2 separate regions of the Homo sapiens genome follow, and region 2 is linked to region 1. A link is an interaction called in ENCODE POLR2A ChIA-PET data of the cell type or tissue named here. Cell type or tissue: MCF 10A. All regions are shown on one strand. Each heading gives the region's core, and the rest is flanking DNA. Links, peaks and the distances in the headings are about the cores only. Region 1 overlaps MYO1A (myosin IA). Region 2 overlaps PRIM1 (DNA primase subunit 1).

Evidence for each region. ChIA-PET counts read pairs that join two places held together with the same protein. Peaks named below come from ENCODE experiments on the same cell type or tissue, not always from the same donor. Only the 100,000 strongest peaks of a DNase experiment are listed, where the experiment ranks them.
Region 2: POLR2A ChIA-PET joins it to region 1 with 6 read pairs; 5 of 35 experiments call an interaction of 5 or more read pairs at or near these places.

Annotation. Positions count from the first base shown.
Region 1 is chr12:57,022,313-57,037,638 of GRCh38, reverse strand. It overlaps MYO1A (myosin IA), which reads left to right. Exons shown (of 28, transcript NM_005379.4): 19 at 1-91; 20 at 548-697; 21 at 799-867; 22 at 1,258-1,332; 23 at 6,465-6,599; 24 at 7,323-7,429; 25 at 7,767-7,899; 26 at 8,052-8,204; 27 at 8,380-8,507; 28 at 8,758-9,122. The coding sequence ends at 8,884. Among named protein-coding and RNA genes, the nearest start is that of TAC3, 13 kb to the right of the region's middle. RefSeq lists enhancers at 5,993-6,172, 6,233-6,322, 7,364-8,201. In MCF 10A, for the core only: no CTCF peak of the experiment used is centred there; DNase peaks (open chromatin) are centred at 4,008 and 6,078.
Region 2 is chr12:56,734,851-56,750,176 of GRCh38, reverse strand. PRIM1 (DNA primase subunit 1) reads left to right here. Exons shown (of 13, transcript NM_000946.3): 3 at 3,145-3,251; 4 at 3,323-3,396; 5 at 3,996-4,132; 6 at 6,054-6,112; 7 at 7,081-7,190; 8 at 8,340-8,431; 9 at 8,601-8,742; 10 at 10,814-10,883; 11 at 11,652-11,743. Among named protein-coding and RNA genes, the nearest start is that of PRIM1, 9.8 kb to the left of the region's middle. In MCF 10A, for the core only: no CTCF peak of the experiment used is centred there; no DNase peak of the experiment used is centred there.

The sequences.
Region 1 (15,326 bases), core at 2,718-10,717:
AGGTGTTGAGAAGGTCCTGGGGGAGCTGAGCATGTCCTCGGGGGAGCTGGCCTTTGGCAAGACAAAGATCTTCATTAGAAGCCCCAAGACTGTGAGTTAGAGAGTGCATTAGCATTTGGTGAGGGTAGAAGGTGGAAGAGCCCACCTGAGAAAGGCTGGAGGGGGAGGGAGCGTGTATAACCTGGAATGGATCACTGTCCAGTGGATGGGAAGCTTCCTGTCTGCAGGAACCGTATCCCTGGGAATTGAACTCTTGGGTTCCTACACTGCCCTGAGCCTGGGGAGCTTGGTGCTGCATGGCTCTAAGTGCCTTTGCCTGAGGCAGAGCCCTTGAGGGTTGGGGTGATCAACTTCTAGCTTACTGCCTGCTACAAAGTTAGAGTTAAGTAGATACTTGTTTACTGAATGAATAAATGAGCAAACTAAGAAGACAAAGGAATGATCAAATAAGGCCTGGCTGGGAAGCCTCAGTACTGTGGGGTATAGGAGAGGACAGCACTGTTCCCCTGAGCCAGTCTCTCTGTCACCCCCTTCCACCTCTCCACAGCTTTTCTACCTCGAAGAACAGAGGCGCCTGAGACTCCAGCAGCTGGCCACACTCATACAGAAGATTTACCGAGGCTGGCGCTGCCGCACCCACTACCAACTGATGCGAAAGAGTCAGATCCTCATCTCCTCTTGGTTTCGGGGAAACATGGTACGGTCATCCCCAAAGTCCCACTCTGTTCACTCTAATAGGGAAGATGGAAGGTGGCTCAGGAGGTGCCATTTTTCTAACAACTCCTATGTTTTCTACAGCAAAAGAAATGCTATGGGAAGATAAAGGCATCCGTGTTATTGATCCAGGCTTTTGTGAGAGGGTGGAAGGTAATGGAGAGTGGAAGAGAGGTTTCCTCACATTGTTTCTCCTGGATTGTGTCACCTGCTGGCTAGAGCAGCAGAGAGCTAGTCCTGCCTGCACCCAGGCCGCACCTCTGTGTATCAGCCGGTCCATGTGTGGGTGGGTGTCTGGGAGTGAGAGGCCTGTAGGGGAGACCTGTAGAGGTGTCTGGGTGGGTAGATGCCTAACTTGGCAGCAGAACTTTGCCTTCTGCTCTAAGTGTCCTCACTGCCAACTTGTCTGATTTTACTTCCAACTTCCAGCTACAGTCTCAGCTCTTTATCTTACTCAGGTCTTTGCGTGGTTGAAAAATAGTACAACCTCTTCTAGAATCTGCCTATCTTCACTTTGGCTCCTTTCTTGTACTTTTCTGCCAGGCCCGAAAGAATTATCGCAAATATTTCCGGTCAGAGGCTGCCCTCACCTTGGCAGATTTCATCTACAAGAGCATGGTAAGTGGTAGGGGTTAGGGTGGATGTTAGGGATGGAGCAGGGAGGCACAGGTTTGGGAGAGGGGTTTGAGAAGAGGCAACCCAAAGCTTTCCCCCAAGAGTTTCCTCAGTCTGCATGTACTTAAGTCCTAGGAGAAGAGGGCAGCTACCTGCAGGGACCAGGCCCCAGTGCCTTGGACTCGGGGGCAGAATCAGATAGCATTTTGGCATGAGTGGACAATCCAGGCAACCTTGTGGCAGGAAGGGGTCTCAGCACACCCACCATCTGGTCTATGGTCAAATAGCCTTGTGAAGATCCTGGGGCTGGATGTTTAACAACTGTTGAAGAGGCTAAGCCTCATTGAAGAGTAGAGTGATCCACACATTAACTAGCTCAACCTCCCAAGATCCATTTTAGGGTTGGGGTGAGAGTAGGCGAATTGTATCTTCCTTCTACTTCCTCTGAAACTATTGTCAGCAAGTCAGAAAGTAAATCTCAGGAAGGACCTATCCTAATTCTGGAGGACGTGGGTCAGGCTGGATGGGAAGACCCACCTGGAAGGCCTACATATTCAAACTTACAGACAGCTCCCAGGGGGAGAAAAACAGGGACAGAGAAGAGTAACTTCTGGAGACTTCAGTCAGATAGCAATAGTGCTTCTGAGAAGTGTCAGGGAGGAAACCAGGGAGGGAGAAGCACTTCCAATGAAACCTTGGGAAAGGCCAGAGAGAAGGAGGAAGAGCATGGGATCTTGGACAGAGGCTGGAGCAAATTGGTAATTGACCTCCGCTGATTGGGTTTTTGACCATAGTTAGGACCCTGACTGTGCTCATTCAGACATAAGACATGTTTGCTTGCAGCCCCTCTTTGTTGTTTGAGAGTCTGGATCCCTCAGCTCAAGAGAGGAATGGGGGCTCTGAAGCTCTGGACCTCTTTTTTGCCTTCCTGAGCCTTCATTTGCTCGTCCTCTTCCCCTTCCCAGGGAAGTTCCATCTTCCAGGTCTCTTCAGTTGCCTGATCACCTCTTGTGCTGGTGCCAGAGTGTCTGCCTTCCCACCATACATGCTTCTTGCTACACACCTGAGACCTGTAATCTGATTTTGCTGTTATCTCCTGACTGCCCTTCTTCTTCCTTTTCTTTCATCTGTGTATTGTCAGGCAGCTACTAATTGTCAACCCAGAAGCTGCTGGGTTTAGACCAGGGTCTCAATAAATCACACCCCCACAGAAGCCTGCGGGCACTGGGCACTGATTCCCCCAGTGTTTCTGAGTATTCCAGTTTGCCACTGCCTTGACTGTAACTAATGCTAGTATCCATTCTCATTTTTTTAATTTTTATTTATTTATTTATTTATTTTTTGAGACAGAGTTTCACTCTTGTCACCCAGGCTGGAGTACAATGGCGCGATCTCAGCTCACTGCAACCTCCGCCTCCCAGGTTCAAGTGATTATCCTGCCTCAGCCTCCTGAGCTGGGATTACAGGCATGCGCCACCATGCCCAGCTAATTTTTGTATTTTTAGTAGAGACAGAGTTTCACCATGTTGGCCAGGCTGGTCTTGAACTCCTGACCTCAAGTGACCCGCCCATCTCGGCCTCCCAAAGTGCTAGGATTACAGGTGTGAGCCACTGCGCCCAGCCTATTTCTTTTTTGAGATGGAATCTTGCTCTCTCGCCCAGGCTGGAATGCAGCAAGCATGATCTCGGCTCACTGCAACCTCCATCTCCCGGGCTCAAGCCATCCTTCAGCCTCGGCCTTCCCAGTAGCTGAGACCACAGGCACATGCCACCACGCCTGGCTAATTTTTTATATTTTTGGTAAAGATGTGGTTTCACCATGTTGCCCAGGCTGGTCTCAAACTCCTGAGCTCAAGTGATTCACTCGCCTTGGCCTCCCAAAGTGCTAGGATTACAGGTGTGAGCCACTGCACCCGGCCTTACCCATTATCTTTTGAACATCTACTATGCATTAAGCTCTTTACATGCATTAACTCTAATACTTTCAATAACCCTGTGAGGTAGGCTCTTTTCTTTCTCCCATTTTGTAGTTAAAAAGCCAAGGCTCAGAGAGGTTAAATAACTTGCCGGGGGTTCCACAGCTGTAAGTGGTAAAGCTGGGTTACAAACTATTTGACTCTAGAGCTTTTAACCACTGCCTAAGACTGCCCCTCATCAATAGAGGCTTGGGCAACCCATGGCCCTAGGCAGACCTGGGGGCAGGAGGGCTGCATAGGAAAGGGCAGAACTTTCTAGTTCTAGAACAAACAATAAAAAGAAGAAAGCCTTCAGAGGCTCCACATTAATTGGAACAAAGGGGATTATGACAGATGCTTAGGCATGTTTGTTGAATTATTAATAAATAAAATCAGACTAGGGACTGGGGACTCCAGTCTTGGAGGCCTTCACAGGCCCAGATCCCAAACCCACCAAACCCACTAGACCTGCAGTGGAAGCTACAATGAGCTTGGATAGTTCCTGCAGTTAACAGCAATATACTATGTATTCTGCCTCTTTCTATTTAAATTTTTTAACCTGATATCTTAGTAAAACTTTTTCATAAAAATTCCAGACATTTGGAAGTGCCAAAAATCAAGTCATTTTTTATATCTTCAGTAATTCTGTGCCATAAACAAACAGGTTGCTAGGTGCTCTATGGGATGTAAAACCTTGGCCAGGCAAGGTGACTCACTCCTGTAATCCTAGCACTTTGGGAGGCTGAGGCGGGAATATTGCTTGAGCCCAGGAATTTGTGACCAGTCTGGGCAACATAGTGAGACCTAGACTCTACAAAAAAAATTTAAAAATTAGGTGGGTGTGGTGGCTCATACCTGTAGTCCCAGCTACTTGGAAGGCTGAGGTGGGAGGATCGCTTGAGCCCAGGAGGCGGGCAAGGCTGCAGTGAGCTGTGATGGTGGCACTGCACTCCAGCCTGGGCGACAGAGCAAAACCCTGTCTCAAAAAAAGAGGCAAAAACAAAAACTTAAGAATCCTTGTTCTAGATTGGGGCAGACTAAAGAGTCAGTTGCCATGGATGAAGCTTGATTGGATCCTGGAAAAGGAAAAATAAAGCTTCAAAGGACATGTTTAGAAGTTTATAAAGGACATGTAGAGAAATCTGAGAGTGGATCGCTGTTGGATTAGTGATGTTGATTTTCTTAGGTGTGGTGATGGAGTTATGATTGTGTAAGAGAATGTTCCAGTTCTTGGGAGAGGCATGCTGACATTTTAGGGTAAAATGTCATGATATCTATAACCTACTTTAGGATGGTAGGGTAGCAAGGATTTGTGTAAATGTGTATATGCATGTATTTATATGCACACATATGTGTGTGTGTCAGAGCACACAGATAGTGCAAGGTGTTAACATTATCAGTTGGTGCATTTAGATGAGGAACATACAGTATACAGATGTTAATTGTATCTTTTTTCAACTTTTCTGTAAGTTAAAAAAACTTTCAAAATAATAAGCTATATTGAATTTTTAAAACATCATATTATGCTATTCTTCTGTATAAATTCTCCAATGGTGTTCCATTTCACTCCTTACCACAGCCTACAAGGCCCATCATGATCTGCCCCGACCTACTCTCTGATCCTCTCTCTTCCTGCTCAAGTGATTCTGGCCACCCTTTTTTTTTCTTCTTTTTTAGACAGTCTTGCTCTGTCACCCAAGCTGGAGTGCAGTGGTGCGATCTTGGCTCACTGCAACCTCCACCTCCCGGGTTCAAGCGATTCTCCTGTCTCAACCTCTAGAGTAGCTGGGATTACAGGCATGCGCCACCATGCCCAGCTAATTTTTGCTCACCCTGGCTTTTTAATGTCTCTGGAATATGCTGCCACTCATTCCTGCCTCAGGGTCTACTTCTTTGCATCACAGCAGATGCCATTATCTGACATCACACTATATATTTATTTGCTTGTGTAGTTGGTCCCCTTCTCCACCCTACAGTAGAATGTAAGTCCAGTGAAAATGAAGACTTTGTTCACTGTTATGTCCCAGTACCTAGAACAGTTCCAGGCACTAAGTAGACACTCAATAAATGTTGACTAGTGAAAAAAAATGTGAGACCTGGGATCCTGCCTTATAAGGACTCAGTGTCTAGAAAAGGGAGCTGTTTTCCATGCAAATAACTGTAGTACAAAGACGAGTGTAGGCAAATTGCTATGGGGCTTCAAAGAAAGGAGAGGCAATCCGGGGCTTGGGGAATCAGGGAGGGCTTTGAGCTGATCTCCCAGGTTGGCAGAGTTGAGTCAAGAGAGCATCGAGAGCTAAGGCACACAGTGATCATGCATGGGCTGGGTAGGGGCATGGGAAAGAGTCCTGTCCGGGTGGTGTGCCCAGGGAATGCAGGGGTCCTGCGACATGAGGCTGGGCTCTTAAGTGTCAGGGAGGAAACCCAGGAGAGAAAAGCACTTCCAGTGAAACCCTGGGAAAGGCCAGAGAGAAGGAGGAAGAGCATGGGATCTTGGACAGAGGCTGGAGCAAATTGTAACTGACCTCCGCTGATTGGATTTTTGACCGTGGTTAGGACCCTGACTATTGCTCATTCAGACATGAGACACATTTGCTTACAGCCTCTCTTTGTTGTTCGAGGGTCTGGATCCCTCAGCTTAAGAGAGGAATGGGGGCTCTGAAGCTCTGGGCCTCTTCATTGTCTCCCTGAATTCATTTGCTCTTTCTCCTTTGCTCCTTTATTTGCTCCTTCTTCCTTTGAATGGAGGCTGACATGTTTGGACTTGACTGATTTGAGAGGAGGGGAAATTTGGTACCTAGCCAACAGCTGACACAGACAGTGGCTGCCACCTGTAGGCAATTGTGAACAGAAGGAATAGAAAGCTACAGGAGCAAAACTTTGAGACCAGCTTTCATATTGGTTCCTCTTACCTCACTGCCCTGGGTAGCAGGTCTTTGGTTGGAACTAATCGTTCTCTCCCTCCAGTCTCCTATTCATGCTCTTACCTCCCGGCCTCAAGCCTGCACCTCTTGCTGAAAAAGATCCAAGAGGTGACTCCCTTCCATCTCTTCAGCTCCACCCCTTGCTTCTCACTGTGGGTTAACTTCCTCCTTTGAAGTGGCAGGATCTGGGTGCCAGTTTGCCTGTCAGGAAGTGTTTCTTATCACTCCACTCCCAATCCCCCTGGTCCCAAACTAGGTACAGAAATTCCTACTGGGGCTGAAGAACAATTTGCCATCCACAAACGTCTTAGACAAGACATGGCCAGCCGCCCCCTACAAGTGCCTCAGCACAGCAAATCAGGAGCTGCAGCAGCTCTTCTACCAGTGGAAGGCAAGTGGAGCCCAGGCACCCCTCCTCTCATTTCGTCTTTTTTTTCCCTCCCCCTGATTTTCCTCTTTTGCCTCCCTCTTCTATTTTTTTCCCATTAAAAAAATTGTGGTAAAATATACATAACATACAATCTACCATTTTAACGGTGTTTAAGTGTATAGTTCAGTGGCATGAGCGACATTCATGTTGTTCTGCAGCCATCACTGCCATCCATCTCCATATGCGTTTTTCATCACCCCAAACTGAAACTCTGTACCCATTAAGCAATAACCCCCTATTCTCCCATTCCCCTAGCCCCTGATATCTTATAATCTACTTTCTGTTTCTATGAATTTCACTTTTCCAAGTGCCTCATATAAGTGGGAATCATATTTGTCCTTTTGTGTCTGGCTTATTTCACTTAGCATAAAGTAATTTGTTCTTTTATTCAGGAAATGCTTATTGAGCACCTGTCTGGGACTAAGCCTTGCCCTGAGAGCTGAGCATAGAGCCCTCCTGGTGCTTTTATTTGATGGTGTCCATTCCCTCCCCTAGCCTCCCTCAGTTCTCGCACTCCTCCTCAATGGTCCTCCAGCCCCGGCCTCTCCCTGAGGTGTCTAGTGCCTGTCCTTTTTCCTCAGTCTCTCTCCTCTCCTAGTGTCTTCTAGTCAATATTTCTCACCTCCCTCCCCAGCCCTGCCCTCCCACTCTATGATTTTAGCTCCTGTCCCTCCTTCCTCACAGTGCAAGAGGTTCCGGGATCAGCTGTCCCCGAAGCAGGTAGAGATCCTGAGGGAAAAGCTCTGTGCCAGTGAACTGTTCAAGGGCAAGAAGGCTTCATATCCCCAGAGGTGAGGGCCTCCCAGACCCTGCACAGCCAGTTCCATCACGCAGCAGTTCTCAAACTTGAGCGTGCCTTAGAATCACCTGGCAGGATTGTCACCCCCAGGTGCTGTGTCCCTCCTCAGAGTCTCTGATCCAGCAGGTCTTGGGGTGAGGACCAAAATTTGCCTTTCTAACAACTCCCCAGGTGGTGCTGATGTCTTGGTCCTGGACTGTGCTCTGTGGACACTGACAGAGGATACGTGGATGTGGGGGAAGGGCCCGGGAGGACTAGGATGGGAACTCTGGGGGTGGGGAAGAGGCCTCTGGGCCTTGTCGCGCTGCACACCTCCCATGTGTTCTCAGTGTCCCCATTCCATTCTGTGGTGACTACATTGGGCTGCAAGGGAACCCCAAGCTGCAGAAGCTGAAAGGCGGGGAGGAGGGGCCTGTTCTGATGGCAGAGGCCGTGAAGAAGGTCAATCGTGGCAATGGCAAGGTAAGGGCCTGCAGGCTGAACTCCTCCCGCAGCTAGTGCAGAGCTGTGGGCTGGCATCTGGAGAGCAGATGGCAGGCTGTGTTTGCGCCCTGCCAGGTGGAGTGGGGGCAATTAATCCTGCCTTTCCTCACCCTTGCCTGTTCCGTCCCTAGACTTCTTCTCGGATTCTCCTCCTGACCAAGGGCCATGTGATTCTCACAGACACCAAGAAGTCCCAGGCCAAAATTGTCATTGGGCTAGACAATGTGGCTGGGGTGTCAGTCACCAGCCTCAAGGATGGGCTCTTTAGCTTGCATCTGAGTGAGGTATCAGAGCTGGGTGGGGCAAGCCTTGGACTGGAGAAGGTGGTATGCATCCCAGGGCTGGGGCAGGCTGGAGGTGATGGGGACCAGACCTTTCGCTCTGGGCCTTTGATGTCCCTCAGGTGCTCCTGAAGAGAAAAAATGAATCCCTTTCCTGCTATTTTTCCCTCTTCCTAAGATGTCATCGGTGGGCTCCAAGGGGGACTTCCTGCTGGTCAGCGAGCATGTGATTGAACTGCTGACCAAAATGTACCGGGCTGTGCTGGATGCCACGCAGAGGCAGCTTACAGTCACCGTGACTGAGAAGTGAGGCCATGAACTGGGGGTGAGGGGCGGCTTACGGTAGATGGCCAGGCTGATGGTCATCGTGACCAGGATCAGAAAGCGAAGCATGTAGGGCAGTGCAGGCCGGGGCTTGGAGGTGTTTCTCAGGCCCCCACCCAGGTTCTCTGGGGCCTCAAGTCCTCTGACTCGCATGATGGGGGGGCCATCATGGAAATGCGGGAGTCGGGGTGAGGGGATGGGCACTAGACTTGGTTTTCTGTTCCCTCTCCAGGTTCTCAGTGAGGTTCAAGGAGAACAGTGTGGCTGTCAAGGTCGTCCAGGGCCCTGCAGGTGGTGACAACAGCAAGCTACGCTACAAAAAAAAGGGGAGTCATTGCTTGGAGGTGACTGTGCAGTGAGGAGGGGGCACCATGCAGAGATGGCAGTTGCTTCCTCCTGAACCAGCACTAATCCCCCTCTGCCCTCCTGTGTGGGAGGATCTCTAACCCCTCTGATCGTGGCGCATGGCTTGGGGATTAAACTACCCTTGAAGAGGACCCTTGTCCCAAACCCTTCTTGTTCTCTCCTCCAAAAGTAGCTTCCTCCAACCCGCAGCCTCTCTGCACACTAATAAAACATGTGGCTTGGAAAGGTTCAGTCAGGGTGGGTGGGTCCTTGTTCCCCCTATCTTTTCACCCAGGTGTACTTAGACCCCTGCCCCCATGCCCTTTTTCCTCCTCAAGCTCCTTGGAGCCAGCTAGTGAGGTAATAAGAAAGGAAAAGAAGGAAAATTGTCTCCGGGCTCCTTGACCGGCTGAGCTCTGGGGGGGTGTTTAGAGAGACTGCGGTGGGTGGAGGGGCTGCGGGGGGAGTTAAGGATGGGGCTCAGGTCGCAGGTGGCCAGTGGACTGATTCATTAAGTGTGTCCCTGGAGGAAAGAAGTGAGCATCCCTGTCTTGGCAGAAACTGGGGTCCTTTGGCGATTTAGCCTGAAAAGCAGCCCAAGGCTGGAGGGCTTATGTATGCTGGGGTGCTGGGGAATGCAGGGTCTCCTGTACTTGGGAACGCCATCACCCCTTCTACTCCCACACACAGCACAGGGCTCCATCACACCAGCCTCCCCGACACCCCCTTCCTTCTCACACACCCGAGATGCCAAACTGCTGCCAACAGTTATCTTGCTCGTCTCTGTCCCACAGCTGGGGCCTGCAGCAGGTGGCACTTCACATCACTCACTTGATGAGGCTCCCTCATCAAGACCCTCCCATCCCTGTAACCTGGCCCTTTCCTCTCCTCTTCCTTTATTTTTCCTGCGTCATTGTCATTATCTTTTTCTCACCCTCCCAACTATCTCACACCATCTCATTGTCCCTGTTTCTGTGAGCTCTGACTAATATCAATATGTAATATTTTGTAAAATGCTTTAAATATTTTCCTACTCCCCCTCATATCTATTTTCTCATAGATTCTGTCTTGTCTGTCTTGTCTCTACCTTCTGTCTGGCCTCTACCTTTGGGGAACAAGCTGCTCATGTAGTCACAGTAAAATTTAGATCTGTGGTCTGTGAGAGCTTAGCAGGGTCTGCCTTTGTTTTTGTCTCTGGCTGTCTCTTCCTCTTCTCAAGATCTCTACCTTGCCTACCTCTTCCCGCTTCCTTCCCTTAACTCACTATGCCTTGGGGCTGGGGTCTCCCTCCACCTGACTTCCATCTGCAGGCAGCTCACGGCCGGCTATCATGCTGGCCAGGGAGAACTGATTAACTTCTCTTCCTGCCTGCAGATTAATCTGCTGTCTGAGCACAAGCCACGTGCTTCTGGCACACCCTGCTTTGAGCTGAGATAGAACCTGGGGAATCATCTGTTTTCAGGCGGGTGAGGGGCTAGAGCCTGCCTTGTTTGGGAGGAGGGTGGCTCTGTTCAGAATAGGGGTAGCTCAGGCTCTGGCCAGCCTTCTCCCGCCCCCAACAGCTCCCCCCATCCTTGACTTCTCAGAATCAGGCCGAGAAGAGCCTATCTGGCCGAGAGTGGGGTGGTGACCTGCGCCTCATCGCCCCCGCTCTCCATCTCATCTCCTGCTCCCAGGGCCCAAATTGTCGTCACTTTCCCAGTGAAGTGTCTGGTCATTTTCAGAAGCAATTTCAGGAGAACATGCAGCTGCCGCTCCCTATCCTGCATTTCCCTTCACAGGGCTGAAGGCACTGTCAGCTCCCTGGGCTGGGGGTGATGGGAGAGGGGAAGGGCTAGGGCCCTCACCCCTGTCCTCACTGTGCCCATCATGTAGATGGACTGGAGTTCAAGGAAGGGCAGGCACTCCCCTCCTCCTTTACTCTTCTGTCACTCTCTTCCTCCTCTTCTTTCCTGTCTCTGCCTCTCTTTTCTGGAGCCTAGGAGTGTGTGTTTTCATCCCCTGAAACAAATAGGGACTCAGTTTCCCCACCTGTGTTACAGGGTTGGAATTGGCTCCATCACTGTGGGAGAAGCTGGAGTTCTGCTACCAGTCCTCCCCTCCCCAGCCCTGCCTCTTCTCTCCCAGCCCTCTCCCTTCAGCCAGTTCAGCGCTCTGAGAGTCTGGGTTGTTTCAGCCTCTGAGGGGCACAAGCCATCCTGGATTCCCCTAACCCCATGAGGAGCCATTCTAGCATCTCACAGCTTAAACCAGCTCTAGCTCAGTCCTCCTGGCTTAGTCCATTTTTCTTCCTCAGGCTCTGAGGGCCTCTTGTTCCTTGCTCTGTGGGGTTTTCTCCAGTTGTCTCCTGGCTGCAGGACATGGCAGGACATAGAATGCTGTCATCCTTCCACTCTTCATTGGCATCTCCACCCAGTGTCACATATGACCCTAGCCCTGCTCTCCCCTTGCCAGTACCCCTCTGGGATTTTGCGAGAGTCCACAAGTTGTGCATGTGGTGGATATATTCAGGCCATCTTGTGTGTACAAGCTAGAGGGTCTGCTTCCACCTCTGGCCCTCAGTGAATTGCTGACTAACCTGTCTCAACACAGCACAACTGTACACACCTTTTCCTGGCCTCATCCCTAACCCATCATAGCAGCAAAGAGGGGAAGTTGCAGGGGAGGAGCTGCTAAGGACCCTGGACTCCAAGTACCCTGCTCCTCTAGGCCAGGGACATCATCTGAGATGTGGCTCAAATAAAGGGTGGGTGTTCAAGAAAAAACACTTGGGGACTCTATAGCTGCAACACCCACTTTACATGTCATTTCCATATGATTTGTAGGCAAAATGAAGCCCAGGCTGTCCTAGCCCTCCAATACCTCCCTCTCTCATCACCTCTCCAACATAGCCTAGCATTAGCTCTTTCAAGTCTTTGCTAATCCCAGAGATCAAGGGGTGATCAACTCTCCCTGCCATCCCCTTGTTCCCCGCACCCCCCGCCCCGGCTCCCCCACCATCCTTGGCTCCTGCCATCCTCTTTGAGATGCTGCATCATCAAAGGACATTATTTATGGTGTACCTTTGCTGAAGCCCTGCTTCCCTGGTGCCAGGGCTTGGGAGCAGGGATGGGTGGGTTGGTGGGGGAGAGGGGTGGATGCAGAGATTGGACCCAGGAGGCTTTTAGTCCTCAGCTCTTGGCTTAACACCTCCTCCTCTTACACACCCAACTCCCTCCAGCCTGCCCAGCTTGGGCCTTCAGCTCCAGATTGGTGGGGTTAGGAGAGGAGGAGGAGGGAGATGGATGGAACCAATTAGGAACAGCACCTGGGCTCCTCACAGGAATGAACCAGTCATGCCATTTGCATGTAAACAGCTTCCCACTTCTCTCCTCATCCTACCAAATGCTCCCAACCCTGGGTTCTGGCCCATGTTCTTTGCCCACACAGCCCTGTAATTAGCTGGGTAATGAGAAGCTTTTAATGAGTCCCATTAGCATCTCGTGTAATAAAGAGGCCTTGAGACCCAGCTGCTGTCCTCACTTTGGGATGAACACGGGTCCCTGTGTAGCCAGTGACTTCTGTCAGTACAGTCTAAGTTCTCGGATGGGGTGGGAGACAAACATTTCAGGACCCCAGCAGCACTTGAGAGGTTCCATGGTGGATCCATGTTTTTGACTGTGATACAAGAAACTTGGCTCTGGCTTCCTTGTTCATTTTGTAAATAACATTTTTTCTTCTTTTAAGAGACAGAGTCTTACTTTGTTGCCCAGGCTGGAGTGTAGCAATGCAATTATAGCTCACTGCAGCCTCAACCTCCTGGGCTCAAGTGATCCTCCTGCCTCAGCCTCTGGGATAGCTGGGGCCACAGGCATGCACCACCATGCCTGGCTAATTTTTAAAAATGTTTTTGTAGAGATGGGGTCTTACTTGCTATGTTGCTCAGACTGGTCTCGAACTTCTGGCTTCAAGCAATTCTCCCACCTCGCCCTCCTAAAGTGCTGGGAGTATGGGCATGAGCCACCATGTCCAGCCTTGTAAATACATTTTTATTGAGCACCTATTATATGTCAAACATTATAAAGTGAGGGATACAGTAGCAAACAAAACAGACAAAAATTTTTGCCATCATGACACTTATATTCCTGGGTGGGAGTGGTGATAGAAAGACAATAAGTAAAATACTTAGCATAGTGGATGTAATAAGTTCATGAAGGGAAAAATGGGAGTGAGGTATATGGAATTTTGGGGTGGTGATAATTTTAAATAGGGTGATTGGGGAATGCTTTGTTGCACAGATTGTTTTTGTAGTAAATATGAGATAAAGATACGGTTCTCTCCCAAACTCAAAATGTAGAAGAGTAGAAGGTCCCAAATCTTCAAGTCTCTTGGAGAGGGGGGCCACCCATTCCGTCTGGGACAGTTAACTGTTCCCTCACAGGTCAAAGTTTATGCCAGTGCAGTAAAAAGAGTGGGAGACCTGGGGTGAGACAAACCTGGATTTGAGGCTGTTCTTCACTGATTAGTAGCCATATGTACTGGAGCAAGTGACTGAACCTTCTGAGCCTGTTTTCTCATCTGGAAAATCAGAATATTTCCTACTTACATGGTCATGGTGATGAAAACCAGATGGACTGCTCCATGCCAAAGCACCCTGCAAACATTCAAACCCTGCACCCATTACAAATACTGGGCTGACGGATGGCTCTGGCTTTGCTTTTGCATCTCCGCTGTCTCATTCAGCAGCAGCATCTGGCTCTGGCTCTCGGCTCTGATCCTGGTTCTGACTCTCCCCTGGAGCTCTCTCCCTTGGGTGAGAAATAAGCAGATAATCTCCCTCATCTGTGTGTGGTGTGAACAAGAGGCTTGAAAGGTCAGAGAAGAAGATGCCTGAACTGCAGGGAGACAGATTAGAGTGGGGAAAATGTAACTCTGAGGAAAAAGGGAAGCAATTAAGAGATCAAGGCCAGGGGCAGTGGCTCATGCCTGTAATCCCAACACTTTGGGAGGCTGAGGCGGGCAGACCATGAGGTCAGGAGTTCGAGACCAGTCTGGCCAACATAGTGAAACCCCGTCTCTACTAAAAATACAAAAAAATTAGCCAGGTATGGTGGTGTGCACCTGTAATCCCAGCTACTTGGGAGGCTGAGGCAGAAGAATTGCATGAACCCGGGAGGCAGAGGTTGCGGTGAGCCGAGATTGAACCATTGCACTCCAACCTGGGCAACAGTGTGAGACTCTGTCTCCAAAAAAAAAAAAAAAAAAAAAAATCAAGGCCGGGGAGGGGGCAGGGGTGGCACAGCTATCGAGTTCTGTTCATCCTCTGTGAGATTACATCAGGAGGTGTAAAAGAACTCTAGAAGAATGAAGCTAAGTCCAGCTGATTCAGGGTTCAAGAAGGATTGAGGTGGGAGAGGCATCATGACCACTGGTGAGGAGTGGAGGAAGGCCGACACTGGAGCTTTCTTTGCCCAAGCAGAGGAGGGGTGTGACACTCTTGAGGACCAATGTAATGGCGCAGCTCCCTCTGGGAGGGGGAAAGGAGAGGACTGGAGGGGATGCTAAACTGACCTTCTAACCTTCAGGGGCCTGAGTCTGGTTGTCCTGGGTGGGGAGGGGCGCCTGCCTGAAACTGTTTTAGCCCAGAAGTCAGGCCTGAAGGTTAAAGGGCAAGGAGCTGGTGGATGAACAAGGTGGGGAAAGAGGCCCAGGGTCCACATCTACTGAGCTGGACTCAGGCATGGGAATTGGTGTTGTGAGGGCCAAGACACTTGGCCTCCTAAAAGTTTGCTGAAAATCACTGACATGAGAGTAATTGATTTATAGGAGAAAAGGTAGATAAATTTATTTAATATGTATATATGAGCACCTTTAGAATGAAGACCCAAAGATATAGGGGAAATTGCCAGTTATTTATTTATTTTTTTTGGAGATGGAGTCTCACTGTGTCTGCCAGGCTAGAGTGCAGTGGCATGATCTCGGCTCACTGCAACCTCCGCCTGCTGGGTTCAAGCAATTCTCCTGCCTCATCCTCCTGAGCAGCTGTGACTACAGGCACGCACCACCATGCCCGGCTAATTTTTTGTATTTTTTAGTAGAGACAGGGTTTCACCATGCTGGCCAGGCTGGTCTGGAACTCCTGACCTTGTGATCCGCCCGCCTTGGCCTCCCAGAGTGCTGGGATTATAGGCATGAGCCACCGCCCCCAGCCTGAAATCGCCAATTTTATGTTTATGTTTTACAAAGTATGGACAGCTGTGTAGAAATATGACTGGACAGAAGGGCATGCTCTAATGTTAACAGACTGAGTGGGGAAACCCAGGAAGGCCTGTTGAGATTCCTCCTGGCCTCTCTCATTCCTTCCTTCTGGGTATGGGGCAGGACCCTCTCTGGAATGGGGAGATCTTAGGACCTAAGTTAAATAAGGTAGGTCAGATAATTTTTTATGGCCAGTTTTTACATACAGTAATTTTAGGT
Region 2 (15,326 bases), core at 3,965-11,964, 290 kb after region 1:
GCTGAAAACATTCTCTGGTGGCTGCTCATTTCACTGACTAAAAGTCCTTCTCTCCCCCTCATTCATTCCTGCCACACTGACCCTTGCTCAAGCTGTTTCCACTGCCTAAAACCCATTTCTATACTTGGTTCATCCCCTCACCTCCTTCAAATCTTTGCTCAAATAGCACCTTCTCAGTGAGGTCTACTAAAACCTGCCACTCCTCCCACCCCCTGCCACTGGTATATTCTAAGTACCCTAGAAGAGTGCCTGGCAAGAGACAGTACACTATAAATATTTGTTGAGTGAATGAACAAACCAAAATTGCCCTTCTTCCCCTTCTCAAATATATACACTGGTGGGTGGAGGGAATACATACATAGCATAATAGCTTTTATGTGGAGTTTTTCATGTTATATAACTTGTTACTTGTATCAATCCTCATTCTTTTTACAAAGGAGGAAACAGGCCCAGAGAACTTGAATAGTTTGCACAAGCTCACACACAATTTCTAAATGATAGAGCTGGCACTTAAACCCAGGGTTTCTGACTCTAAATCCCAGACCCGTCTCTCATCATCAAAGTAAGGGGAGAAGAGGTAATAAAAGGCAGGCAGAAAAAAATACTTTGGAGTTGTTTTACTTCCCCTTTATAGGTTGAGAATAAAACTGAAAATGAACTTCTAAGAAGGGTTAGGGTGCCACTCTCTACTTCCTTCTCCTTAATTTCTAAAGGGAGAAAACGTCTCATTTTTTTCTTGGGCCAAGACAGAAGCATCTATAGACCTTTATTTACTTTTTGTGTTTTGTTTTGTGATTTTTGTCAGTTATGTATGCACATGGTTTACAAAATCAAGTACTTCTATTCGGCTTTTAAAAAATCTGCTACCAGGCTGGGCCGGTGGTTCACACCTGTAACTCTAGCACTTTGAGAGGCTGAGGCGAGCAGATAACTTGAGGTCAGGAGTTCAAGACCAGCCTGGCCAACATGGTAAAACTCTGTCTCTACCAAAAAATACAAAAACAGCCGGGCACGGTGGCACATGCCTACAGTCCCAGCTACTCAGGAGGCTGAGGCAGGAGAATTGCTTGAACCCGGTAGGTGGAGGTTGCAGTGGGTCAAGATCACGCCACTGCACTCCAGCCTGGGCGACAGAGTGAGACCCTGTCTAAAAAAAATTCTGCTACCCTTCCCCCTCATTTTTTGCTACCCAGAAGCAACTACTTTCTTTCTTTCTTTTGTTGAGACAAGTCTAGCTCTCTTGCCCAGGCTGGAGTGCAGTGGCTAGTCTCAGCTCACTGCAATTTCTGCCTCCCGGTTTCAAGTGATTCTCCCACCTCAGCTTCCCGGGTAGCTGGGATTATAGGCGCATACCACCACACTTGTCTAATTTTTGTGTTTTTTAGTAGAGACGGGGTTTTGCCATGTTGGCCAGGCTGGTCACGAACTCCTGACCTCAAGTGATCCACCCGCCTTGGCCTCCCAAAATGCTGGGATTACAAGCATGAGCTACCACACCCAGACCCAGAAGCAACCACTTTCTTTTAGCTAAAGCTTTTTTTTTTTTTTTTGAGACAGAGTCTCGCTCTGTCATCCAGGCTGGAGTGCAGTGGCATGATCTCGGCTCACTGCAGCCTCCGCCTCCCGGGTTCAAGCGATTCTCCTGCCTCACCCTCCCGAGTAGCTGGGATTACAGGTGTGTGCCACCACGCCTGGCTAATTTTTTGTATTTTTAGTAGAGACGGGGTTTCACCATGTTAGCCAGGTTGGTCTCGATCTCCTGACCTCGTGATCTGCCCGCCTCAGCCTCCCAAAGTGCTGAGATTACAGTCGTGAGCCACTGCGCCCAGCCCTGTTCAGATTATTTAGAGAGAAATCTTCTAGCTTCCTGCCTGAGTTGGTAGTGGAAGAGTACAGAAGTGGGTGGAAAGGGCTGGGTCTTAACATTCCACATATAAATGTCTAATTATTCCCCTAATATCAATTTGTAATATCAATACAACACACTCTTCAATTGTACTTGTTGTCCAAGTCCAGGGACCTTCTGTTTTATGCTCTCTGGAAAATAATTCAGGTGTCTTCTGCCAGGGAAATGAAAGAGCAGTCACCTAGCTCTGCAAGCTAAGTGTACGAATCTGGGTAGCTAACTGCTTCTTAACTATGCTTTGAACCAATCCTCCTTTTTTTTTTCCTTCAGTCAAGGGTGGCCTTGAAAAATCTTCCTGTTTTTCATCTCAGCTTCACTAAACACGCACTTACTCATTCCAACAATACCTGGTATCACCTATCCCTGAGCCTTTTGGGGGTTCTGAGGTATAAATTGGGTTGCGCCTCTTATCTTTCCTTACTGACAGCCTAAGATTTAGTTTTATGAATCTCCTCAGTAATCACTCCCTTCTGACTTACAGTTATAAAAACTTATGGTGGAATTAACCTCTCAGGTTCTTTTTTTTGAGACAGAGTCTCGCTCTGTCACCCAGGCTGGAGTGCAGTGGCGTGATCTTGACTCACAGCAACTTCCACCTCCCGGGTTCAATGATACTCCTGCTTCAGCTTCCCAAGTAGCTGGGACTACAGGCATATGCCATCACACCCGGCTATTTTTTGTATCTTTAGTAGGGAGACAGTTTCACCATATTGGCCAGGCTGGTTTCAAACTCCTGACCTCAAGTGATCTGCCCGCCTCAGCCTCTCAAAGTGCTGGGATTACAGGCATGAGCCACTGTGCCCAGCTTCTCATAGCCTCTTTATAATAAAGTCTCAATTCAAACTAATTGGGGAGATCTTTTTGAATTATTGAAAAATTTTTAAATACTTCTATGTATGGTAACAAGTAAAGGTTCTTAAAACACCTTGCAATAGGCCATTATTTGTATACGTTCCCTTGTCAGAAAACTAAAAACAGCTTTATTATTATCCTTATTGACCAACAAACATTTATGATGGATATGTATTCATTAAACCCTGCTTTAAGTTGGTGAAAGTTAAGACTCTCATCAATAGTGTATGTGTAAGATCCAAAATAATGAACTTTCACTGTCATAAAGTTGGCATTATATAGTCTCTTTATTTCTGTTTGGCAACTTTTTCCATATGTGTAGAAAATAAGCAGATTTAGCAGTGTGGCAGCTCTTATAGAAACTGATCAATATTTTGTATCTGTAGCCCAATCAACACAATACAGTGAAGCTGGGAGCTTTCCAGGCTCAGGAAAAAGAACTGGTATTTGACATTGACATGACAGACTATGACGATGTGAGGAGATGTTGTAGGTGAGCACTGTGTGTCTTGCTGTTAGGGTGGGTGGTATCACTGACAATGAGTAATGATGACTCTGCTTTAGTTCTGCAGACATATGTCCTAAGTGCTGGACCCTCATGACAATGGCCATACGCATCATTGACAGAGCATTGAAGGGCAAGTATCAGCAGTTTCTGAATGGGGTCAAGTGTAAGAATCGGTTTTCCTCTGACTACTATTAACTATTAGTCTCTGTATTTTGTGATCAAATCTCATTAATTTGTGTGTGTGTGTGTGTGTGTGTGTGTGTGTGTGTGTGTGTGTGTGTGTGACGAGTCTCACTCTGTCAGCCAGGCTGGAGTGCAGTGGTACAATGTCGGCTCACTGCAACCTCTGCCTCCTGGGTTCAAGTGATTCTCCTGCCTCAGCCTCCTGAGTAGCTGGGACTACAGGCGCACGCCACCACGCCCAGTTAATTTTTGTATTTTTAGTAGAGGCAGCGTTTCACCATGTTGGTCAGGCTGGTCTCGAACTCCTGACCTCGTGATCTGCCCACCTCGGCCTCCCAGAGTGCTGGGATTACAGGCGTGAGCTACCACACCTGGCCTAATAAAATAGTTTTTTAAAAAAGAAAGAAATTCCCAGCAGAGAGACCAGGATGGGTAAAGAGATGAAGCAAGAACATGGGGAGCACAGGAAACAACAAGTAATTTAATATACATTAATTAAGGAGTTTATAGATTTGTTTTAAAACCTATTATTTCTCTCTTCCTCAGAGGACTTTGGATTTAAGCATCGTCTCTGGGTATATTCTGGAAGGAGAGGTGTTCATTGTTGGGTCTGTGATGAATCAGTTAGAAAACTGTCTTCTGCAGTACGTTCTGGGATAGTTGAGTATTTGAGCCTTGTAAAGGTAAGATCCTCTTAATTCTAATTTGCATTGCTTTAGTTTCTAGATGTTACCAAGCCTGATATGTTTACTGTCAAAGAAAATGAAACTATCTTTTTTTTTTTTTTTTGAGATGGACTCTCACTCTGTTGCCCAGGCTGGACTGCAATGGCATGATCTTGGCTCACTGCAAGCTCTGCTTCCTGGGTCCAAGCAATTCTCCTGCCTCAGCCTCCCGAGTAGCTGGGACTACAGGCTCCTGCCACTGTGCCCAGCTAAATTTTGTATTTTTAGTAAAGACTGGGTTTCGCCATGTTGGCCAGGCTGGCCTAGAACTCCTAGCCTCAGGTGATTCACCCACCTCAGCCTCCCAAAGTGCTGGGATTACAGACATGAGCCACCACACTGGCCTAAAACTTATCTTTAATGGCATTCACATTGCAGAGTAAATGATCTTACCAATAGATCATTTAAAGTCATAGTAGCTACATGTTTTAAGATATTTCATTTTATTTTGCTATAAATATCTTGCTTTGTGGCATATGTAAAATAATAGATAAAATAGATTTATTATATATAAAATAATAGAACATGTTAAAGTTTGGTTTTGGTTTTGGTTTGTTTTTTTGGTTTTTTTTGTTTTGTTTTGTTTTGTTTTGAGACACGGTCTCACCCTGTCACCCAGGCTGGAGTACGGTAACGTGACCACAGCTCACTGCAGCCTTGACCTCCTGGTCTCAAGTGACCCTTCTACCTCAGCCTCCTGAGTAGCTGGGACTAAAGGCATGCGCCACCACGCCCAGCCAATTTTTTAATTTTTGCAGAAACAAGGTCTCACTATATTGCCCAGGGTGTTCTTGAACTCCTAAACTCAAACTATCCTCCCACTTCAGGCTCCCAAAATGCTGAGATTACAGGTGTGAGCCACTACATCCAGCCTACAAATTTTTTTTTTTTTTTTTGAGACGGAGTCTTGCTCTGTTACCCAGGCTGGAGTGCAGTGGCGCTATCTTGGCTCACCACAACCTCCGCGTCCCGGGTTCAAGCAATTCTCCTGTCTCAGCCTCCCAAGTAGCTGGGATTACAGGCACTTGCCACCACACCCGGCTAATTTTTGTATTTAGCCAGGCGTGTTGGCAGGTGGAAACAGGGTTTCATCATATTGGTCAGGCTGGTCTCGAACTCCTGACCTCAGGTGATCCGCCCGCCTCAGCCTCTCAAAGTGCTGGGATTACAAGTGTGAGCCACTGCGTCCAGCCCTAGAAATGTTTTAATTATAATTATGCATCACTTAACAATAAGGATACATCCTGAGAAATACATCACTTTGCAAAAGTCATGGAGTATACTTACACAGACCCAGATGGTATAGCCTACTATACATCTAGGCTATATGGTATAACCTATTGCTCCTAGGCTACAACCTGTACAGCATGTTACTGTACTCAATACTGTAGGCAATTGTAACACAATGATAGGTACTGATGTAGCTAAACATACCTAAACATAGAAAAGTCACAGTAAAAATACAGTATTGCAATCTTATGGGACCCACCATCTTTTTCTTTTTTTTTTGAGATGGAGTCTCGCTCTTGTCACCCTGGCTAGAGTGCAATGATGCGATCTCGGCTCACTGCAACCTCTGCCTCCCGAGTTCAAGCGACTCTCCTGCCTCAGCCTCCCGAGTAGCTAGGATTACAGGCATGCGCCACCATGCCCAGCTAATTTTTTGTATTTTTAATAGAGATGGGATTCAGGCTGGTCTTGAACTCTTGACCTCAGGTGATCCACCCACCTCAGCCTCCCAAAATGCTGGGATTACAGGTGTGAGCCACCGTGCCCACCATCTTATATGCAGTCCATCATGACTAAAATGTCGTTATGCTGCACATGACTGTATTTATATTGTATACCTGAAGTTCTTTTTTAATGATTTATTTTTCAGGGTGGTCAAGACGTTAAAAAGAAAGTTCACCTAAGTGAAAAAATTCACCCTTTTATCAGGTCTGTTGGAAAAGTCTCCAAGCACTTTAAGGTGTCTGATTTACCGGCATGTGCCTTTAGAGTTACCTTGCTATCAATTTTCACTGCTGGGTAGCATTTTATAATAATAATAGCTATGGTTAATTGAGTGCCTATTTTATGCTGCAGTATTCCTAAAAGGTGCTTTACAGATGTTCTCATTGCTCTTCAAAAAAACCCCACAAGAGACTTGATGGTATCTCCATTTATAGATAAGGAAAATGAGTTTTAGAGAGATTTTATAATGAGCTTGGCATCACACGACAAGTTAGTTGTTAAATTTAGGATTCATGCCCTGGTCTGCCTGACTGTAAAGCCTACTCCAATGCTTTTTCCACTGAATTCACTACTTCTCTAGGATAGTGGAAAAAGCCTTATATTAGGAGTAAAAATTCCTATTCTGCCACTTACTATGATCTTGATAAAATATTGACAAAATATTGCTGCCTCCATTTCCTTATCTCTATGATGGGGAGAACAGCATGCACTCTACCTGTCTCACAGTTGTATCAATGATTAAGTGAAAGAGTAAATGTGATGCATATTTGTAAACTGCAAACATTATATGATTGTTGAGATATTAATACAAGCAATTCACAGTGGAAAGTGTAGGCTGCATCCCACATTCTACTACTGATGTATTATGGTGTCCTGGGTTGGTTACTTTCTACCCTTATTGCGTATATTAACCTTCTAAGTTGTGAGGTTTAAAAAGTAAACATTTCTTGTATACCCATTCTGTGCCAGGTTCTATGTCAGGTTCTTTTCCCTTAAAAGTGTCTCATTTAATTATCATAACCCTGCACAGGGTAGTATTCCCATTTTACCTAGTTAAGTTCTGAAAATGTCATGAAAATAAGCAGTAGTTTTCCCCACAATGGCAGCAATACCTATGTGGCATATGTGTTACTGATAGTGTTGGGACTCTGTTGTTATTGTTGTTCTTACAGAAAATCTATAAACATAATAAAAAAATACTTTGAAGAATATGCCTTGGTTAATCAAGATATTCTCGAAAATAAAGAAAGCTGGGATAAGATTTTAGCCCTTGTTCCTGAAAATATCCTTTCCCGTGATCATTTCTGTGTGAGCTAGTTGTTTTGATCTGTGATATTATAAATGTTAGACATGTCTGCTTGTAAGTTCTCATATACTTATAAGTTTAATCTTTTTTACACAAAATATCTCCTGTATTTCTGGATTTTAGTATCTCTGGTCTGGAACATAATAAAAAATGGGGCCATGTTGCAAATCAGTTTTCTCATTTTGGAAGTTGGTCCTAGAATTAACAGCTAAAGAATGGTGAATTACATAGTCAAAATACATGCAGACCAGGGAAAACTTTACATCATACCTTATAGTTATTTTGGCATTCTTTCTGTTATATCATCACTGTATTTTTACAGGGGAAGATTTCAATGATACAACTGGTGTTGGTTTGGTTTGGGGTTTTTTTGTTGTTGTTGTTGTTTTTAAGACGGAGTCTTATACTGTGTTGCCCAGGCTGGAGTGTGCAGTGGTGTGATCTTGGCTTACTGCAACCTCCGCCTCCCGGGTTCAAACAATTCTCCTGCCTCAGCCTCCCAAATAGCTGGGACTGCAGGCACACGCCACCACGCCCAGCTAATTTTTGTGTTTTTATAGAGACGGGGTCTCACCATGTCAGCCAAGCTGGTCTCAAATGATCCACCCACCTCAGCCTCCCAAAATATTGGGAATACAGGCATGAGCCACTGTGCCCGGCCGGATACAGCTGTTGAGTTTAACATTTGTGGGGTGGGTTGTTTTGTTGTTGAGATGGAGTCTCACTCTGTTGCCCAGGCTGTAGCACAGTGGCACAATCTCAGCTCACTGCAACCTTCACCTTGCAGATTTAAGCAATTTTCCTGCCTCAGCCTCCAGAGTAGCTAGGATTACAGATGTGCACCACCATGCCCTGCTGATTTTTCTATTTTTAGTAGAGATGGGGTTTCACCATGTTGGCCAGGCTGGTCTCGATCTCCTGACCTCACGTGATCCACCCACCTCTGCCTCCCAAAGTGCTGGGAGTACAGGCATGAGCCACCACGCCCAGTCAACATTTATATTTCAAGAAATGTTAATAACTACTTTCTGAATATTTGTAAGACACCCTTGTGGTAATACATACTTAAAACTAAATTGTTCATTGATGTTCCCTAAATGAGTCTGTTCCTTAATGACCCATCACCAATTCATGATGAACTTCAACAAAGCTTCCAAAAGTCTCACAATTCACTTCAGCGTTGGGAGCACTTGAAGAAAGTAGCCAGCAGATATCAGGTATATGCCACTGAAATCTGTATTACAGATATAATAATGCAATTCTTAATTAAATTGATTGCTTTGCCTAGTCAGTTAAAGATGGTTGAAGATCGTTTTTTTAACTTTCTTTAAAGAAATCTTCAACAGTTCCTACTGATCCTCATGTTGGCCTTGTATCTGCTTTTAGAATAACATCAAAAATGACAAATATGGACCCTGGCTGGAGTGGGAGATTATGCTCCAGTACTGTTTTCCACGGCTGGATATCAATGTCAGCAAAGGAATCAATCATCTACTGAAGAGCCCTTTTAGTGTTCATCCTAAAACAGGTACTACACAAGGAAACTAAGGAAAACTAAAAGAAAAATGAGTTGCTATTGGCTTTAGTAAGCATGGCATTAGGTCTGAATATATATAATGTCTATGATTTAAAGGTAGAAGAATTGCTCTGTCACCCAATACCTAAGTCAGTTAAGTAGCTACCAGATGAGTTTCTACTATGTAACTGTTTTTCAGTTGGGTTTCTGAGGTTCCATATTAGATTTGGAGAGGACCATCAAAATCTTAGGACAACAGCTCTCATTGTACAGATGAGAAAACAGTGGCCCAAGATGTAACCCATCCAAGGTCATAAAAAAAAAATTGTGTGTGACTGTATGTGGTAGCTTGCTCCTGTAATCCCAGCACTTGAGGAGGGCAAGGTGGGCAAATCACTTGAGCCCCAGAGTCTAACACCAGCCTAGGCCACATGTCTAAACACCCTTTGTACAAAAAATACAAAAATTAGCTAGACGTGGTGGTGCATGCCTGTAGTTCCAGCTACTCAAGAGGCTGAGGCAGGAGGATCACTTGAGCCTGGGAAGTTGAGGCTGCAGTGAGCTGTGATGGTGCCACTGCACTCCAGCCTGGGCAACAGAGTGAGACCCTGTCTCAAAAAAAAGAAAAAAAGAAAGAAATGAAATGAACTCTACTCCTAGCACTGACAAAAACAAAAAAAAATTTTTTTCGAGAAAGAGTCTCACTCTGTCACCCAGGCTGGAGTGCACTGGTGCAATCTCGGCTCACCGATCGGCTCAAGCGATCCTTCTGCCTCACCCTCCTGAGTAGCTGGTACTACAGGCATGTGCTACCACAGCCAGCTAATATTTTGTAGACAGGGTTTTGCCATGTTGCCCAGGTTGGTCTTGAACTCTTGAGCTCAAGCAATTCACCTGCCCCAGTCTCCCAAAGTGCTGGGATTACAGACAAGAGCCACTGCGCCCAGCCTCATTACGTCACTTTTGAGATGTGTTAAATTCTATATGGTATCCTAGGGGGGTATTATAAAAGAGTAGAGGAATTTCTATTTTATTTCCTAAATGCTTTTTAAAGGTGTCTGACATGTGGGTATCTGTATTGATCTCAAATAAACCAAGCCAATGTAAATATTATAGTTTCATCTATTTTGTTCTATTTTCAGGACTCACTAACTCTGAGATTGTTCTGAACTTAAATATGGAATATTTAAATATACTTTATTTCTAAATATAGAAATAAAAGTAGGGATAAGAGCAACTGGGAAATAGCTCAACAGTCTTCACATTTGCTTATTGGTTTTTGTTTTTGTTTTTTTTCTTTCCTTTTTTTTCGAGACAGAGTCCCACTCTGTCACCCAGGCTGGAGTACAGTGGCGCGATCTTGGCTCACTGCAGCCTCTGCCTTCCAGGTTCAAGCAATTCTCTGCCTCACCCTCCCAAGTAGCTGGGATTACAGGTACCCGCCACCACACCCAGCTAATTTTTGTATTTTTAGTAGAGACGGGGTTTCACCATCTTGGCCAGGCTGGTCTTGAACTCCTGACCTTGTGATCCACCCTCCTCAGCCTCCCAGAGTGCTGGGATTACAGGCGTGAGCCACTGCACCTGGCTGGTTTTTTAAAGAGAAATAAAAGGCATGCTGGACATGGTCATTCACACCTGTAATCCCAGCAACTCAGGAGGCTGAGGCAAGAGGATTGTTTGAGGCCAGGAGTTCTGGGCAACATAGTGAGACCCCAACTCAACAAAAATTGAAAAACTGGCCAGGCCAGGAGCAGTAGCTCACGTCTATAATCCTAGCACTTTGGGAGACAACTGAGGTGGGAGGATCACTTGAGCCCAGGACATCAAGCCTGCAGTGAGCTATGACCATGCTACTGTATGTACTCTAGCATGGGTGACAAAGTGAGGCATTAACTCTAAAAAAGAGTAAGGGCACAGCTAATGTGAAAGTAATTTATATTTCTAAATACTCTTCTTAACAGATAAGTTTAACCCTTTGTCTAAGCCTTAAATAAAAATTTTAACCAAAAATAACCTGTAGGAGATGACTATAATGATTTATAGTCCACAATCATCAGTTTATAACTTTTGTGTCTTACAGGTCGCATATCTGTGCCTATTGATTTGCAGAAAGTGGACCAGTTTGATCCATTTACTGTTCCGACCATAAGGTATGTTTCAGATCATTGATCACTCCTTGTTTGTAATTGTTGTTATGAATTTTAAATAAATTGAATTAGCCTCCTTAGAGAAGTAGTTGCATGGGAATGGTATATTTGGTTATGGAAACCAAATAAGGTTCAAAGGTTAGATGACGATGCCCTAATAGAACAATACAAGATTTTCACCTGCTGTTATGTAAGAAAAAGATTTTAAGGTCAAGTAAATTTAGGAAATTCTGACTTAAACAGATTAAAAGTATCTTTTACTACAGTATTTCACAGTCTTTCATATGATAATATGCATGAAAAACTCCAAGAAGAGATCATGGTGTTTAGAATATCCCAAATTTAGCTGGCCGCATAATTTTTTTACAGTAAATTTTATGGGATTCACATGCTATTATACACTGGATAATGCTGATCAGAAACCAACATTAAACTTCTCTTGTTCGTGGTGAGGCGCGGTGGCTCATGCCTGTAATCCCAACACTTTGGGAGGGCAAAGCGCGTGGATCACAAGGTCAAGAGATCGAGACCATCCTGGCCAACATGGTGAAACCCTGTCTCTACTAAAAATACAAAAATTAGCTGCGCTTGGTGGCATATGCCTGTAGTCCCAGCTACTTGGGAGGCTGAGGCAGAAGAATCACTTGAACCTGGGAGGCGGAGGTTGCAGTGAGCCAAGATCGCACCACCACACTCCGGCCTGGCAACAGAGCAAGACTCCGTCTCAAAAACAAAAACAAAAACAAAATTCTCTTGTTCTGTTACTTGCAGCTTCATCTGCCGTGAATTGGATGCCATTTCCACTAATGAAGAGGAAAAAGAGGAGAATGAAGCTGAATCTGATGTCAAACATAGAACCAGAGGTAAGGTAATATTTTGAAGCTTCACTTTAAATACAGGGTTTTTATATAGATATCCATCTGTCACTCCAGTAATTAATTCTCTGATTCAACTAGAATGGATCAGCATTTGTCCTGGAACTGCATACAATGTTTGTGTCCTTTCTTCAACAGCAGCCCAAGTGGTGTTATTGAATCCAGTCTGATTCAACACATATTTCCTAAGTAACTTTTAATGCTAGGATCTATACTGTAAGATTAAACTATCAATAAGTATGAATAATCAGTCTCTGAGATTCACCACCTATTTATTTAACAACTATTATATATGCAGTACTTTTTTTCTTTGTTTCTGATGCATATAGGTGGGTTTTATGGTAAACATATGTCTAAACTGTTTACCAAGTTGTATATTCAAGAATTTGAAGAAGCTGGCTGGGCGCAGTGGCTCACGCCTGTAATCCCGGCTCTTTGGGAGGCCGAGGCAGGCAAATCACTTGAGGTCAGGAGTTCAAGACCAGCCTGGCCAACATGGTGAAACCCCAACTCTGCTAAATATACAAAAATCAACCAGGCATGGTGGAGGGCACCTGTAATCCCAGCTACTCGGGAAGCTGAGTCAGGAGAATCGCTTGAACCCAGGAGGCAGGGGTTGCAGTGAGCCAAGATTGTGCCACTGCACTCCAGCCTGGGCGGCAGAGGGAGACTGTCTCAAATAAACAAACAAAAAAAAAGAATTTGAAGAAGCTAAGGAATTTCTAAATCTTCCTGCTAATGGAAGGCAAATCTAACACCTAAGAGATACTGCAGGCCAGGCGCGATGGCTCACACCTGTAATCCCAGCACTTTGGGAGGCCCAGGTGGGTTGATCACCTGAGGTCCTGAGTTCGAGACCGGCCTGACCAACATGGAGAAACCCTGTCTATCCTAAAAATACAGAATTAGCCGGCTGTGGTGGCACATGCCTGTAATCCCAGCTGCTCGGAAGGCAGAGGCAGGAGAATCGCTTGAACTCAGGAGGTGGAGGTTGCGGTGAGCCAAGATCACGCCATTGCACTCCAGCCTGGGCAACAAGAGCAAAACTCCGTCTCAAAAAAAAAAAAAAAGATGCCGCATAGCAGCGCAGCACTCCCCAACCTTTTTGGCATCAGGTACCAGTTTTGTGGAAGACAATTTTTGCACGGACTGCAAAGAGAGGGGGAGGAGTTGGGGATGGTTCCAGGATGAAACTTTTTTACCTCAGATCATCAGGCATTAGATTCTGATAAGGAGTGCGCAACCTAGATCCCTCACATGCGCAGTTCACAATAGGGTTCATGCTCCTTTGAGAATTTAGTGCTTCTGCTGATCTAACATAAGGCAGAGCTCAGGCGGTAATGCTCGCTTACTGCTCACCTCACACCTGTAATCCCAGCACTTTGGGAGGCCGAGGCAAGAGGAGCCTAGGAGTTTGAGACCACCCTGGGCAACACAGAGAGACCCTGTCTCTCCAAAAAAAAAAATTTAGCTAGACATGCTGGCAGGCACCTGTGGTCTCAGCTACTCAAGAGGCTGTTTGAGCCCAGGAGGTTAAGGCTGCAGTAAGCCTTGACCACACCACTGTACTCCAGCCTGGGTGTCAGAGAGAGACCTTGTCTCAAAATGAAAATTATGTGGCCGGGCGCAGTAGCTCACGCCTGTAATCCCAGCACTCTGGGAGGTCAAGGTGGGTGGATCACCTGAGGTCAGGAGTTTGGGACCAGCCTGGCCAACACGGTTAAACCCCGTCTCTACTAAAAATACAAAAATTAGCCAGGCATGGTGGTGCACACCTGTAGTCCCAGCTATTCAGGAGGCTGAGGCACAAGAATCACTTGAGCCCGGGAGGCAGAGGTTGCAGGGAGCTGAAGTTGCGCCACTGCACTCCAGCCTGGGAAACAGAGTGAGACTTCGTCTCAAAAAAAAAAAAAGTATAATTTCTTTCTTACTCTTTTTAAAGAACTATTATGAGGATTCTTAATTCCATGCAAACGTAGGATACTACTAAAATCCAAATTTTATGTGAAACTCCTTTCTTATTCTCAATCATATTTTCCCATTGGGTATCATTATAGGTTATATAATTAAATGGATGAATAAAATTGTATATTCTTTTTTTTTTTTTTTTTTTTTTTTTTTTTAGAGAAAGAGTCTTACTCTGTCACCCAGGCTGGTGTGCAATGGTGCAATCTCAGCTCATTGCAACCTCCGCCTCCTGGGTTCAAGCAATTCTCCTGCCTCAGCCTCCTGAGTAGCTGGAGTTACAGGTGCCCGCCACGACGTCCAGCTAATTTTTGTATTTTTACTAGAGACAGGGTTTCTCCATGTTGGTCAGGCTGGTCTCGAACTCACGACCTCACGTAATCCACCTGCCTCGGCCTCCCAAAGTGCTGGGATTATAGGCATGAGCCACCGCACCCTGCCTATATTAAATTTTTTGTTGTATACATTTTTTAAACTATTTTATAAATCAAAGAATACTTAATGCAGGCCAGGCGTAGTGGCTGATGCCTGTAGGCCCAGCACTTTGGGAGCCTGAGGCGGGTGGATCACCTGAGGTCAGGAGTTCAAGACCAGCCTGGCCAACATGGCGAAACCCCATCTTTACTAAAAATACAAAAATTATCTGGGCGTCGTGGCGGGCGCCTATAATCCTAGCTACTCGGGAGGCTGAGGCAGAAGAATCGCTTGAACCCAGGAGGTGGAGGTTGCAATAAGCCGAGATTGCCCCACTGCACTCCAGCCTGGGAGACAGAGCAAGACTCCATCTCAAAAAAAAAAAAACAAGAATACTCAATGTAAAAACTTCTAATAATCTCCAAAAGGGCGTGACCAGAGCCTGAGCAACACAAGACCTTGTCTCTACTAAAAATAAAAAATTAGCCAGCTGTGGTGGCACTCCCTGTGATCCCAGCTACTTGGGAGGCTGAGGTGGGAGGATCATTTAAGCCAGGGAAGTCAAAGCTGCAGTGAGCTGCAATTGCACCACTGCATTCTAGCCTGGGCAAAAAAGCAAGACAGTGTCTCAAAAATAAGACATGGGGCCGGGCACGGTGGCTCACGCCTGTAATCCCAGCACTTTGGGAGACTGAGGCAGGTGGATCACGAGGTCAAGAGATCAAAACCATCTTGGACAGCATGGTGAAACCCCGTCTCTACTAAAAATACAAAAACTTAGCCGGGCATGGTGGCACACACCTATAGTCCCAGCTACTCAGGAGGCTGAGGCAGGAGAATCGCTTGAACTCGGGAGGCGGAGGTTCCCGAGCCAAGATTGCACCACTGCATACCAGCCTGGCAACAGAGCAAGACTCAAAAATAAAGGCATGGACCGGGCGCGGTGGCTCACGCCTGTAATCCCAGCACTTTGGGAGGCCAAAGTGGGTGAATCATGAGGTCAGGAGTTTGAGACCAGCCTGGCCAACATGGTGAAACCCTATCTCTACTAAAAATACAAAAAATTAGCTCATTGTGGTGGCGGGCACCTATAATCCCAGCTAGTCGGGAGGCTGAGGTAGGAGAATTGCTTGAACCTGGGAGGCGGAAGTTGCAGTAAGCCGAGATCGCACCATTGCACTCCAGCCTGGGC